Linked DNA regions of Homo sapiens: regions 2 and 3 are each linked to region 1. A link is a contact called in ENCODE Hi-C data. All regions are on one chromosome and are shown on one strand. Each heading gives the region's core, a stretch centred on a gene start or an enhancer-like site at or near the end of the contact. The rest is flanking DNA. Distances are from core to core; before and after follow the strand shown. Region 1 holds the start of ZNF284 (zinc finger protein 284). Region 2 holds the start of ZNF569 (zinc finger protein 569). Region 3 holds the start of ZNF571 (zinc finger protein 571).

Region 1 (4,730 bases), core at 1,250-3,749:
TATGTGAAACCCTATAACCAGCCCTTTCTAAACACCTCTTACCAAGACACCCCACAATTATCTTGAAATGTGGGCTTCTTTGCTGCAGAAAGCTACAAGCAACTGTCTCTGGCTACAGGTATGTTCCTGGTGGTATCTGGGTGATCAGCAAGAACAAAGCAAACAGGAAAAATGTAAACATTTGGCAAATTTGGGTAAAGAGTATATGAGAATTTCTAACACTATTTTTGCAATTTTTCTATAGGTTTCAAATGATATGAAAATAAAACGTTAAATATTTTTTTTTTTTGAGACCGGGAGGCAGAGGATGCAGTTTCGCTCTTGTTGCCCAGGCTGGAGTATAATGGTGCAATCTTGGCTCACTGCAACCTCCGCCTCCCGGGTTCAAGCGATTCTCCTGCCTCAGCCTCCCGAGTAGCTGGGATTACAGGCATGCGTCACCATGTCTGGCTAATTTTGTATTTTTAGTAGAGATGGAGTTTCTCCATGATGGTCAGGCTGGTCTCAAACTCCCGACCTCAGGTGATCCGCCCACCTCGGCCTCCCAAAGTGCTGGGATTACAGGCGTGAGCCACCATGCCCGGCCAATATCAGGAAACATTTACCAAAAAAAAAATGAGATAACGATGAGATAAATTAGGATGAGCATGATATAACATGTAAGTTCACTAGCTATTTCCCTCTTGGCAGTGTTTCCAAATTTCCATAGTTAAACACATAAGGGAAAACACATTTTTTTAATCATAAAATTTTGTTTAAATGTTTATAAATAAATATGCAAATATGCCAAAGAAAGACCAAAAAGAAATGCACCGGGTGCGGTGGCTCACGCCTGTAATCCCAGCACTTTGGGAGGCCGAGGCTGGTGGATCATGAGGTCAGGAGATCAAGACCATCCTGGCTAACACGGTGAAACCTCATCTCTACTAAAACTACAAAAAAATTAGCCGGGCGTGGTGGCGGGCGCCTGTGGTCCCAGCTACTCACACAGGAGGCTGAGGCAGGAGAATGGCGTGAACCTGGGAGGCGGAGTTAGCAGTGAGCCGAGATCGTGCCACTGCACTCCAGCCTGGGCAACACAGTGAGACTCTGTCTCAAAAAAAAAAAAAAAATGCACTCGAAGTTTAACAGTTACTATCTTTACATGCTGGATTCATGGGTAATTATAAACTTGTACTACTCGTATTTCTCCAATTTCTGAACGCTCCACAATCATACCGCTGCATAACAAGTGAAATATTTGTAATAAATGAAATAGTTCTAATGAATGAAATAGTTGATAAACTCCCAGAACAGTCCAAGCCCATAAGCCTTGCTCTCAAGGCTCCCTTCAATCAAGTCCTAGCTTGCTTTCCCCACTAGATTCCAGCTAGTTCCTCTGCCTCAATGAGAATGTATCCAAAAGATTATCAACTAAGGCTCTGACCTGTAACGCCCAGGTTTCAACCGCAGCTCCACCTCTTACTGCTTAGGTGACTATTCTCAGATAACTCCTGCTCCTTTGTATCTCACTCATCTTTAAAACTGAAAAAAGTAGTACCTCTCCACAGAGCCACGGTGTGGCGAAAATGTGACTACTTGTATAAAGCTCTTGGGATAAAGTTACCAATTGAGGCTTAATTATTATCAACACCCATGCCTGAGGACACATCCTACACTCTTGGTCGGGGTGAGCATCTCTGTAAAAGAAAAAAAGCCAAGGACCACTCTCGTGGAACTTTGCCCTCAGTAGCCAAGAAGTCCCTCCCTGCAGCTCTTTTTGAGAATCAGGCTGGGGAAGGAGAAAGCTGTGAAACACCCTGACCGCATTGCCGTCCGGCATAAAAGTTAAATGTTCCTCTCCCTTCGTGGAAATGGAAACAACCCTCGCCTTCCTAAAAAGAGGTCAGAAGCGTCCGGGATCACCCAGCGTCCTGCAGGAATCAGAGACAAGGGCGGGGATCCCTGCAGATGGAGCTCTGACCCCACCCGGGGACCTGACAGGCTTCGTGGGAAATAAACACTAAGAAGAGACCACCAGTCACTAAGGGAGGGGCTGCTTTAAGGCTTTCATTTGTGTTACCTCTTCCAGTTCCCAAAACGATTTCATTAGGATGGTCCTAAAGTCCCCATTTTAAAGAACAGCAGTGGGAGGTACAGGGAGATTAATAACATCCCAACCCTAAATTGTGAGAAAGTAGCCTCACAGGTGGGATGGAGGGAGGCGGACTGAGCGAGCTGAGAGCCCCAAAAACCCTCAAACCAGGCGAGACGCGTCCCGACCAAGTCCCAACCCCCAGCCTCATGCCCGGGGACGCGAGGACAGCCCCAAGACCAAGAAGGCTCCGCTGACAAGAACGAAAAGAGAGGCCGTTGTCCCTCCAAACCTCCGTTTTCCAACGAGACTCCTTCTCCCCTTAGTCAACTTCCAGGTGGTTGCGAGCCAGCATCGTAAGGGGACACGTTTAGAAGGACCGACAAGACACAGGACTGACACCAAACTACCACCGAATGCACTGCAGCAACCTCGCCCCCCGGGAGCGGAAGTGCCCCTACCCCGCGCAGCGTGTGAACTACATTTCCCAGAATTCCCCGGATACGCCGTCCTGAGCCTACTTGCTCGTCATTCAACAGATCTCCTGCGCTACACTTCCTTGAATCTCAAAGGAGACGTTCTATAGTATCACCTTCCGGCGGGAAGCGTGGGACTCCGCGGTGCTCTTTGACTACACTTCCTGCAATGCCCACGAGGAATGAATCCCATAGACCCAAGCGCCTGGTTTGGAATATGGACTGTGGCCCTGAGAGTGGTCCTTCCCTCTCCCTGCGTCCTCGAGAGAAAATATTGAATAGACAGGAATTCCTGAAGTCTACACGCCTCCCATGATGACAGGAGTGTTACTGAAAGAGAACAAAGCAAGGAGATACAATCTTCAAGGAGTTAGCGGGGAGTGACTGTGGAGCGGTCAGGAGATGGCTGAAAGGCTAATATACTAGACGCTAATAGTATGAGGCTAAATCTAAGAGCTTAAATAATGGGCCAGGAAAAATGGTTTGGGAGAGGCATTGAGTGGGGCACCAGCCCCTGGTACAACCAGACACTGTTGTACCACTGGTTTGGCAAGAAAAACAACCACAGTTTAAGTGTTTAAGAGGGCTGTAAGAGTTAAAGAGAAAAAAAAAAAAAACACGAAAAGCGGCTCAACAGTCAAAGACAGGTTCGTTTTGGAGAATAAACCGAGAGGGCCTTCTGGCCGATTGCAGTCAGGAGCGCTCTCTCTTACGGACTAAGAGTATGTATTGGCTTTAGGGAGAGAGAGCTTACCACAGGCTTAGAATGTTTCTGTATTGGGGAGAAGTCTGTTGTGGGGTTGGAATATCTCTGGTTGGAGGGGAAGTTATCTTGGGACTGACATCTCTCCAATGGAAGGGAGGTTATCTCGGTGCTGGCATGTCTCTGGTCAGGGAGGGGTTTATCTTATGGTTGGAATGTTTCTGATTGGAGATGTCATTTGTGGTTTATGGTCATGCTGACCTTAGCCATTAGGCTGATGCCCTTTGGATTTAGGCAGTTTTTGATCAACGCGAACTTTAAAATGGCAGTGTTTGTCCAAGATGGCGATGCTCCTGCCCTGTCAAGGGCCAATATGGAGGGCCAATTGCCCTCCTGGAAAAGCTATCTTCCCACTTTTAAAGTTTTCATATTAATATTCTTTAGACGTGGAAATGCCACATTTAAGAGAAATTAAACTGCTTAGTATTGTGAAAGGAAAATATCTTGGGCCCCCAAAATCACTAAGGAAATCTCAAGCTGGAAATCGCTTAGGGCAAACCTGCCTCCCATTCTATTCAAAGTCACTCCTCTATCTGTCCTTGCTATCACGAGAACAGCATGGGAAAGACCCACTCCCATGATTCAATTACCTCCTACTAGGTCCCTTTCATGATATGTGGGAATTATGGGAGCTATAATTCAAGATGAGATTTGGGTGGAGACACAGCCAAACCGTATCAGTATGTGTAGATTTCTTATTTTCCATTATTACTTAAAAGAAAGCACGTTTCTAACTCTTCTATGGTCATGTAACAACATATCCTAGAAATCACTTCATGTACAGTACATTCTTTTTAGTGCTGCGTAAACTAGAAAATCCAGAAATAAATTTCTACACCTACAGTGAGCTCATTTTCAACAAAGGTGCTAAGTATATATATTGGGAAAAGGACAGTCTCTTCAATAAATGGTGCTAGAAAAACATGATATCCACATATAGAAGAATGAAACTTCAACCCTGTTGTTCACCATATACAAAAATAAAATCGAAATGGATTAAAGACTTAAATCTAAAACCTCGAACTATGAAACTACTACAAGAAAACATTGGGGAAATGTTCCAGGACATTGGTCTGGGCAAAGATTTCTTGAGTAATACCCCAAAAGCATAGACAACCAAAGCAAAAATGGACAAATGGGATCACGTCAAGTTAAGAAGCTTCTGCACAGCAAAGGAAGCAATCAACAAAGTGAAGAGACAACCCACACAATAGGAGAAAATATTTGCAAACTATCCATCTGACAAGGGATTAATAACCAGAATATAAGAAGCTCAAACCAAATAGGAAAAAATTTAATAAATCAATTTTAAAATGAGCAAAATATCTGAATAGACATTTCTCAAAAGAGGGCATACAAATGGCAAACAGGTATATGAAAAGGTGCTCTACATCATAGATCATCAGATAAATACAAA
Region 2 (4,730 bases), core at 1,010-3,509, 6.6 Mb after region 1:
GCCCAACAAGGTGCAGCGAACAGTCGCCCGCTCCCGCCTCAACTCACAGCCTCACATTCCACGGTGCCATTGACTTCCTCGCACCCAGTCACACAGGACGTGGACAGGCACACGGGGTGACAGCCTCGCACTGAACGGTACCAACCTCCACTCGCACCGGAGTCACACAGATGGCCTGCGACGAGCTTCCGGAGACCCACACGCCACTCCTCAGCCCACTCCCGACCTGCAGAACAGAACTGGTGGAAGATCTCCTTCCTGCCCCGAAGGCTCGGGGAATCTGCACTCGGGTCTCACCGCTACCCTTAGTTGGATGGAACCCAGCCCTTACGGGCCCGGAAAGAAGCGCCTCAGCTGCCTCCGCCCCCGGAGGACACAAAGGGGCCGCCGGCCCAACTCCCGCGGGGTCCGCTGGGAAACGTAGTCCGGAGTAGAAAAGGTCGCGGCGTCGCAGTGTCTGGCAGCAGCGGTGCAGCTCCGCGCAGGGTTTGTAACACGGCCTCCTCCCCACCAGGTCCTCCCACACTGGCCTCTCCCCGGCCTTCCAGAGAGCCCGAAAGTCCGGATTCCCTGCAGCTCCGAGCCTGGCCCGGTCACAGGGACGGGGCCCAGCGTCACACTACACGGGCTGGTGTGGAAGTGCGCAGGCACAAGCGCTCTGCGCGCCTCCCTTAGCAACCAGGGCGGGGAGTTGAGAATCGCAGGTTGGCCGCAGGGAAAAGGTTTGTGCGTGGGAACGCGCTAGTGGCGCGTCTACTCAAAATGGGTGGGAGGCGAATTCCTAGAATTGTGCTGGATACCCGAAAAAAATTGGGAGGGGAGCGGGGTGGGGGGGATGCAGGGTGGTAAACTGCGCAAGCGCACTACACTCCTGGCAGTCTCCCACCCGCTACCCTCAGCCTGGCACGGTGGCTCACGCCTGTAATCCCAGCACTTTGGAAGGCCAAGGTGGGCAGATCACGAGGTCAGGAGTTCGAGACCAGCCTGACCAACATGGTGAAACCCCGTCTCTACTAAAAATACAAAAAAATTAGCCGGGCGTGGTGGCACGCGCCTTAAGTCCCAGCTACTCAGGAGGCTGAGGCAGAAAAATTGCCTGAACCTGGGAGGCGAAAGGAGGCGGAGGTTGCAGTGAGCCGAGATCGCGCCACTGCACTCCAGCCTGAGCGACAGAGCAAGACTCCGTCTTAAAAAACAAACAAACAAAAACCTCGTGACCTCAAATGATCCGTGCGCTTTGCCCACCCAAAGTGCTGGGATCACAGGCGTGAGCCACCGCGTCCGGCCTATTATCTCTTTATTAAAGGTATTAAGACCGGCCCCGTGCGGCTCATGCCTGTAATCCTAGCACTTTTTGAGGCCCAGGCGGGAGGATCGCTTGAGCTCAGGAGTTCGAGAGCAGCCTGGGCAACATAGCGAGACCTTATCTCTACTAACAAACAAACAAAAATCAGCCGGGCGGAGTGTCCCTTGATTGTGGTCCCAGTTACTCGGAAGGCCGAGGCAGAGAATCGCTTGAGCCCGGGAGTTCGAGGCTGCAGTGAGCCAACATCGCGCCGCTGCACTCTCCAGCCTGGGCAACAAAGTGAGGCTCTGCCTCAAAAAAAACAAAACAAACAAAAAAAAAAAAACACGAAAGGCATAGAGAAGTTAAGTACCTAGTCTGAGATGACACAGCTAGTAAGGCCAAGTCTGTTTAGAAGTCAGGCGGTCTGGCCACACTACTTTTCGCTCACGATCCCGGGTCATGAAATCCAATAACACTGTCACACTCACAATCGAGAAGTCCAGAAAGAACAAATACATGCACATTGTCTCTGACAAAACTGCAAGGTCAGAATCAAACAGCCACGAGAATATAAAACGCGACCATGGTCACACAAAAGGTCGCATATTCGCACGACCTCAGATGTCACTGGACAGGGTCTCTCGCCCTGGAAACCCCACTCCAAATTCCATGGCCGAAGTTTCACACATACAGTCACACTACGTCACTCCTCCCTCTTCTAGCCGCTGTCAGGACCTTAAGGCTCCAGCTGACCCGGCCTTCACTGGCCCTGGAGCTCTCACCACCTTCACCCCGCTGTATTCTAGCCTCAGGTAGAGACCCAAAAAGACGGAACTAAACACACTGAGCCGGGCTTCCTTCACGGACCTTGCGAACCTGCAGCTCCAGCCGACTGTAAGAAGGAAGTGCCTTTTTGCAGGTGGGGTCGGGGAAGTAGGGCCGCGAAGGCCTCTGGGAAATGTAGTTCGGCGCAGGAAGCAGCGGAACGATTCGATTCTTCTCAGCACCAAGTTGCGCTCCCAATCTCTCAGAGCTGGGCTCGCGGGAGGCCGCTCGTGCAAAACCTAGGCTGAGCTCCCCTGCGCGGAGCTGTGAGCCCTGGAACACCGTGGTCTGCTTCTCAGGACGCGCAAACAGTGAAGCCAGTCCCGCCCGGGTGAGCCGCGGGGGCCTCTGGGAAGCGTCGCCCCTGGTGTAACGGACCGAGACTTGTGGCGCTCTCAGCCACCGACAGCGCCGGCCTCAGTGCCGCCTCTGTCCCAGCCCGCGCCGGCTCTGCCACTTTGGCAGCGTTAAGTGTGGAATCGGGGCCTGTGTCCGCGGGCTTGGTGGTGAGTCCTCGGGAAACCGCTAGCTCTGAGCGCCGGACTCTTTGTGCTGGGTGGGAGTGGGGGCCCGCGGTCCTGGTGCCCCAATCTTTGGAGGAGGACGCCGGGCGGGGCGATGCCTGTGCTTGTGGTTCCCTGAGGCAGTGGGAGTGGCGTGTGAAGGACTGTGAGAGTCTGGCGTGAAGTGACTGTCATTTGCCAGACATTCGTCTGGCTGAGTGTGGCCCCGGGATCGTGTCCGTAAGCGGATTTCGTGGAGGCGCTTTCCCTTTTATCTTTCAGTATGAACCTGCGTGCAAACGTGCATGACAGTGGGATCTTGAATGAATGAAAAACTGTGGATACAAGGTAGGGTGTGCTTGTGGGTGTAGATGTGTGAGACTTGGCGTTTGTGCCAGCGCTGCATGTCTTTAGCTTTGGTCATTGGAAATACGTTGTTTTTTTGTTTTTGTTTTTGAGATGGAGTTTCGCTCTCGTTGCCCAGGCTGCTGGAGGGCAATGGCGCGATCTTGGCTCACCGCAACCTCCGCCTCCTGGGAAGAAGCAATTCTCCTCCCTCAGCCTCCCGAGTAGCTGGGATTACAGGCGCACCACCACGCCTGGCTAATTTTGTATTTTTAGTAGAGACGGGGTTTCTCCATGTGGGTCAGGCTGGTCTCGAACAACTGACCGCAGGTGATCCACCCGCCTCGTTCTCCCAAAGTGCTGAGATTACAGTCGTAAGCCACCGCGCCCGGCCGGAAATATGTTTTTATATGAAACATCGATATCCCCAACACTTTAATATTTATTTATTTTTAATTTTATTTTCGTGTATTAGCTACGTTGTTTTGTGTACTTACTAAACTCATTCTCCTCCTTCCCTACTCCACCCCATTTGGGGAGTGGAGTGGGGTGGAGAAAAATACAGAAAAGCTCGAAGAACAAAAATCATTCATAGTTCTACAGGCCATGCAACTACTGTCAAAATTTACTTTCCATCTTTTCACCCCCGCCTTTGTGTATACATACGTATACATTCATATGTTCTATATGTGTGCATAATGGCTTCAAAATTGCAGTAACACTATACATACAGCTCTGTAACCAACCTTTCTTGTTTAACAATGTATGATTAGTATCTTTCCATTTAAACAATCACAAATTATGCATTCATTTTAAAGTATTTCATGGTATACGTTTACCCCTGTTGATGGGTGATTTAGTTCTCTGTAGCTTCTTGAAATTATAAACTGTGTTTATCAGCAACTATTTGGCACGTGTTTAAATATACTTTTCTAAATTTTTTTGGAGGGGGAGCAGACTCCTAAAAGTAGAATTGATAGGTTAAAATGTATGCTTTTATTAAAGGTTCCCAGAACCTATCCAATTATTCTGTAAAGTTCCAATAATCTGCAGTATTATTGGCATAGTATAAGACTGCTTATATCCTCATACACTGTTGATAACAATGGATATTCTAAATAGTAGTAATCTTTGTTAACCTCATGGATATAAATTAATTTGCTCTAAAACAATTGTTTCATTACTTATTGAAGTCAAGCATTTAAAAAAATCTTTTGTAAATTATATGTTTTCTAAAGTAGTGTTCTGTTTTCAAATTTCTTTTCCAGAGTTCTTCATATATTAAGGATTCATTCATTCATAGACTCATTTATTGAAGGCTGTCTGTGTAACAGGCACAATCCTAGGTGCTTGGGATATAGCAGTGAACAAGAGACAAACCCCCTACTATCATGGTACTTACATTTTTGTGGGCTGGATAATAAACAAGGTAAGTAAATTAAGTATGAAGTATTTTAAATGGTGAAGAATACTAAGAAAAAATGTGAAGTGAGAGGATATTTAGAACTAGAGATAGGAGTCTGAGTTTTAGATGGGCTCGCCAGGGAAGGCATCCTGAAAAGGTAGTAATAAAGATATGAAGGAAGTAAAGGAGCTATTTATGCGTGAGTGAGAAAAGTTATTCCAGGCAGAGGGAACAGCAGTTGTAAAGGCTCTGAAGTGGCAACATGCCTGTTAATGAAGAGGCTAAAATAGAATAATTGAAGGGGAGAGTAGTGGGAGAGAAGAGAAGAAAGGTAAGTGGATGGGAGGAGGGCAGATCAAATTGG
Region 3 (4,730 bases), core at 768-3,267, 6.5 Mb after region 1:
ATAATAACATGTTAAACTGGAGTAAAATAGATGCCCTCACGCCATGTTATACACTGGTGCCACCTTAAAGAGGGTAAATTAGAAATTTATATTAGCAGAATTTAATAATATGAGCCAGATGTTTCAGTAATCCCACTCCTATGACCCTGTCTAAGGAAAATAATTATATATGTTCACTAGGATATATGCAGACAGGTGCAGATAGACTAATTTTAAAATGGAAAAAGCTAGATACAAACATAAATTAGACTTCAATAAAGAACAGGTTAAATAAATTCTAGTGTATCCATATAATAGAAAATAAAGTAGCCATCAGAAATAATATAGATTGGGAGTCTGCAAACTTTTCCTGCAAAGAACCACATAATAAATATTTCAGGCTTTGTGGGCCAGCTGGAGGATCCCTTGAACCCAGGAGTTCGAGACTGCAGTGAGCTATAACTGCACCACTGCACTCCAGCCTGGGTGAGACAGTGAGAGCCTGTCTCTTTAAAACAAACAAATACAGTATCTGCAAAGTGCAATAAAATGATGCACAATAAAATGAGGTATGCCTACATTATCATTAATGTTGACGCGAATATCTTCAAACAAGAGGGAAGAAAGTGCATTTGTCTATAAAAGGGCAACACAACAGATCCTCGAGGTGATGGAAATGATCTATCTTGACTATCAATGTCAACATCCTGGTTGTCATATTATACTACAGTCCTGCAAGATGTTGTCATTGGAGAAGACTAAGTTGAAGATAACACACAATGTCTCTATTATTTCTTACAACCTCATATGAATCTACAATCATCTCAAATTTAAAAAAAAATTTAAGGAAGTTTTAAGAATTTCATTTTCAAATATTTGCTAGATGAATTAAGTTTTTACCCCCTTCAAATCTTGAAGGCAAATTAATGCTCCAGGTTGTACTGTTCAATAGGAAGACTATTAGCCATATATAGCTGTTTACATTTAGATTTATTAAAATTGAACACAATTTAAAAAATTCGTTCCTCAGTCAAACCAGCCACATTTCAATTTCTCAATAGCCATATGTAGCTAGTGGCTACTATATTGGAGAGCACAGATATAAAAAATGGAACTCAGTTTTGCAGAAATTCCTATTAAAAAGCATTGTTCCAAAGCGTTACACGACTGACACCCTCACTTTACAGGTGAGAAAACTGAAGCCAGGAGATATCACTATAATACAGCGCTGCACACAATCGTGCTCATTCTCACCATATTATGCTCACACACTTCTTTCCCCACATTCACTGCCACAGGCGAACTCTCAATGAATCATTCACTACATTTATATAATTTCATGGGAATCTATTTTAAATTCATGACCATGCAAAGAAAAATCAATTTCTTACAGGTTATAAGATACTCAGTCGCAGGCTGAATCTGATTAAACAGACATCAGTCACCCTCAAAGCTATAATCAAACCATTCCCAAGACCCTTCCGCACACAATACTAAATGCGCCACTAATAGCCTCAAGCATAATCTGACGCACATCACACAGGCATGGCCACTACCCACTCTGCACCCACAGAGGACACTCGGACACGCGCGCGCACAGACCCACACACACACGCACACACACACACATGGCCGCAAAGAATGCGTCACACTTCCGAACCCCGTTGAGCAGCAACCCGGTATCGTGGCCACTGCGTCACGGCCAGAGCTGTCAGAGAGAAATCCAGACCTTACCTGACAGCCTTTTGCAGCTCTTCTAGCCCGGGATGACATTCCCCTGAAGGCACCACGGCAAGACTCAACCTCTTTGTGTGAGATTCTCTGGAATTTCTGGGGCGTTACTTGAGTATAATGAAATAGGGTAGGCTCGGACCATAGTAGGGTAAGTCCCACAGTTCGAGCAAGGGAGCCTCAGGGATCGTTCTGTTCTGGAGCGCCGGACCCGATCTTAGCTGCTGGGCCTGCGCAGACACGATCCGGCCGGTTTCCAGTTGTAGACTACATTTCCCGAAGGCCCCCGCGTCGCTGCGCAACGTCGTACACTTACGCTGTTATGTCTTGACGCACGGAGCTTGTCTGCGCCGGCCAGGTGAGTGGGCGGCCTCACCGGGAACCGCTCGCAGCTTTTGGGTTGCTTCATCGAAAAAGTAGTTCTTGTATGGTGCTGGGAATACCGGTGTCCTGGCTGGGGCTCGGTGCTGACAGGAACGGGACGGTGCTCTGGCTAATTACTTATGGAAGTCGGCCTTGCGCTTGCGGAGGGGTGTCGGCACCGTCACTTTGGTTCTGGCAGTGGCGGGGGTGTGGTGCTGCTAGTTGTGTTCCTCCGCACCGAATTTATGAGTGTGCCCCTGGAGCCCCTGCCGCGGACAAAATCGGCACCATAACTTTGGGATAGGGAGGCTAGAAGGAGGCGGGTGTTACTAGTAGTGTTCCTCCGCCCTGGACGTGTGCGTGTGCGCTTGTGCGGCCGCGGGGTGGGCTCACCTGCCGCCTGTTAATGCTCCTAGCGCTTGGCCCCTCCCGGGCCGCAGTACTCCTCGTGTGACACGGACATCATTAAGCCAGCTGAGAATCGTGCGGTTACAGCTGCTGCAGTTTCTTTGCAGAGTAAGAGGCTCTTTTTGAAGTTTCCCTGATGGTGAGGCTTTACCCCTGGAAGTGTCTTAGGAAGAAGACCACTGTTAAAGATGTCCTATTCTAGCTTGACAGCCCTGTGGGGAAGACTAATCCCTTTCTAGAGGTTGGTGTTATCCTAAATTGTTTCGTCTGCTCCGAGAGCTCTGATGTTCTATGATGCTTATTTCTTTTCTCGGTTCTGCGTTTTCCAAGAGAGGCACCCAGAGGAAAAGAATATCGCACTTCTGAAAGTCTTGTGTGAAGTTCCTGTTTTCTTTCTAACCTCAAATTTCTTCCTTTCCGAAACGTTTTCTACCTCCAGCAACATCTTCCTAAGGAAGAACCAGCCATGCTAGTGACTGGTCCTTAGGCACCCCATAAATGATGCTGCGGGGATGGGATCATCAGTTTAGCTCTACTCCCCAGCCACACTACACCTCTCCTTTCCACCCAATGATACAGCAGTCCTTTCTGGTCTAAGATTTTTTTGTTTGTTTGTTTGCTTTTTGAGACGGATTCTCGCTGTGTCGCCCTGGCTGGAGTGCGGTGGTGCGGTCTCGGCTCACTGCAAGCTCCGCCTTCCGGGTTCACGCCATTCTCCTGCCTAAGCCTCCCGAGTAGCTGGGACTACAGGCGCCCGCCACCATGCCCGGCTAATTTTTTGTGTTTTTAGTAGAGACGAGGTTTCACCGTGTTAGCCAGGATGGTCTCGATCTCCTGACCTCGTGATCCACCCGCCTGGGCCTCCCAGAGTGCTGGGATTACAGGCGTGAGCCACCGCGCCTGGCCTGGTCTAAGGTTTTGATGAAAAATAACTGTACTTTCTGGGGGAAATTTGAAGAGTTTTAAAATTTTAACTTTATTGTGGATGTTTTCAAGCAGGCTAAAGAATAATACGAACCCCAACATGTTCAACACCTAGCTGTAATTAAAAACATTTGTAAATACCTTTGTATCAATCCTTCCCCGTTTTTTCCTATAGTATTTCAAAATTGTATTTTATCCTCTTATAAGCATATATTACCAAAAAGGACATTATATTTTAAAATAACCATGATGCTGTTATACCAACATAAAAAAAAAAACTAACAATAAGTTTAAAACAATAAATTTGTTTCTTATGTTGGTGTAACAGCGTGGTGGTTATTTCATAATCTTGTATACCCCCATATTCAGATTTTCCCAATTATTTCAAAGACATATTTTTACAATAGGTGTGTTCAAATCTGGATCCAGATAGAGTCCACACATTGCATTTGGTGGCCAAACCTGTTAAACTTACTTAATGCATGATAGTTTCCCTCCTGTGTTTTGTTTTGGTTTAATTGGTGCTGTTGATTTGTAGAAAAACTAGATCATCTGTCCCGTAGAATATTCTGTATACTGCTTTTAGCTAATTGCTTCTTTGTACTGTCTTATAATTTGTTTTCCGTTCCTTCATATTTCTGTAAACAGGCAGTTAGATCTAGAGGTTTGATGGAATTTGGATCAGATTTTCCCTAAATCACCTTTAATTCATAGTTGGTGCTGTGTACTTCCTATTACATCACATCATGAGGCCCTTACAGTCTGATGTCCCACTTTCAGTGATGTCATATTGATGTGTTTAAATGCTGTCCATTTAATCCTTTCCTTTTTTTCACCTAAAGCATGCATTCTCAATGAGGGTGGAGGATATCACCTTCCAAGTGGGTGAAACTTGGTTTTTGAGAAGGAAGAGGACAAAAACTCATAGGTATTACAATGATCTGTGGTCCTCCAAAGGGCCACAGTACATAAACATATATACAGTATATCTATGGTAATAAAATTTCATGAGAGTGGTGGCTATTAGAGAAAAGTATCTAAAAAGGTTCCTAGGGATATGACCGTGAAAAATTTTAGAAGGATTGAGAAGCACTGACCTAAAGGTTATAACGTCCACTTATGATTGATACCAAGATCCATTCTTTATTTTTTTTTCCTCACTCTGTCGCCCAGGCTGGAGTGTAGTGGTGTGATCTCAGCTCACTGCAGCATCCACCTCCCAGGTTCAAAAGGTTCTTCTGCCTCAACCTCCCGAGTAGCTGGGATTACAGGCATGTGCCACCACACCTGGCTAATTTTTGTATTTTTAGTAGAGACGGGGTTTC

Evidence for each region. Hi-C counts contacts between places; a loop is a spot of excess contacts on that map. Pooled maps may share reads with other maps.
Region 2: a loop to region 1 is called in a pooled map, with 9 times the contacts of the local background. The contact joins the promoter of ZNF569 here to the promoter of ZNF284 in region 1. A Hi-C loop is called at or near these places in 8 of 50 pooled maps.
Region 3: a pooled map shows a loop between it and region 1 (10-fold over the local background). The contact joins the promoter of ZNF571 here to the promoter of ZNF284 in region 1. A Hi-C loop is called at or near these places in 5 of 50 pooled maps.

What each region holds. Positions count from the first base shown.
Region 1 is chr19:44,069,928-44,074,657 of GRCh38, reverse strand. It overlaps ZNF284 (zinc finger protein 284), which reads right to left and starts at 2,499. Exons shown (of 5, transcript NM_001037813.4): 1 at 2,367-2,499.
Region 2 is chr19:37,464,973-37,469,702 of GRCh38, reverse strand. It overlaps ZNF569 (zinc finger protein 569), which reads left to right and starts at 2,259. Exons shown (of 6, transcript NM_152484.3): 1 at 2,259-2,619; 2 at 4,230-4,390. ZNF570 (zinc finger protein 570) reads right to left here and starts at 347. Exons shown (of 5, transcript NM_144694.5): 1 at 146-347. RefSeq lists enhancers at 173-672, 2,389-2,438.
Region 3 is chr19:37,592,079-37,596,808 of GRCh38, reverse strand. It overlaps ZNF571 (zinc finger protein 571), which reads left to right and starts at 2,017. Exons shown (of 4, transcript NM_016536.5): 1 at 2,017-2,068. ZNF540 (zinc finger protein 540) reads right to left here and starts at 1,933. Exons shown (of 5, transcript NM_001172225.3): 1 at 1,714-1,933. RefSeq lists enhancers at 1,456-1,505, 1,736-1,855, 1,896-2,095, 1,692-2,374, 2,326-2,375 and 2 more.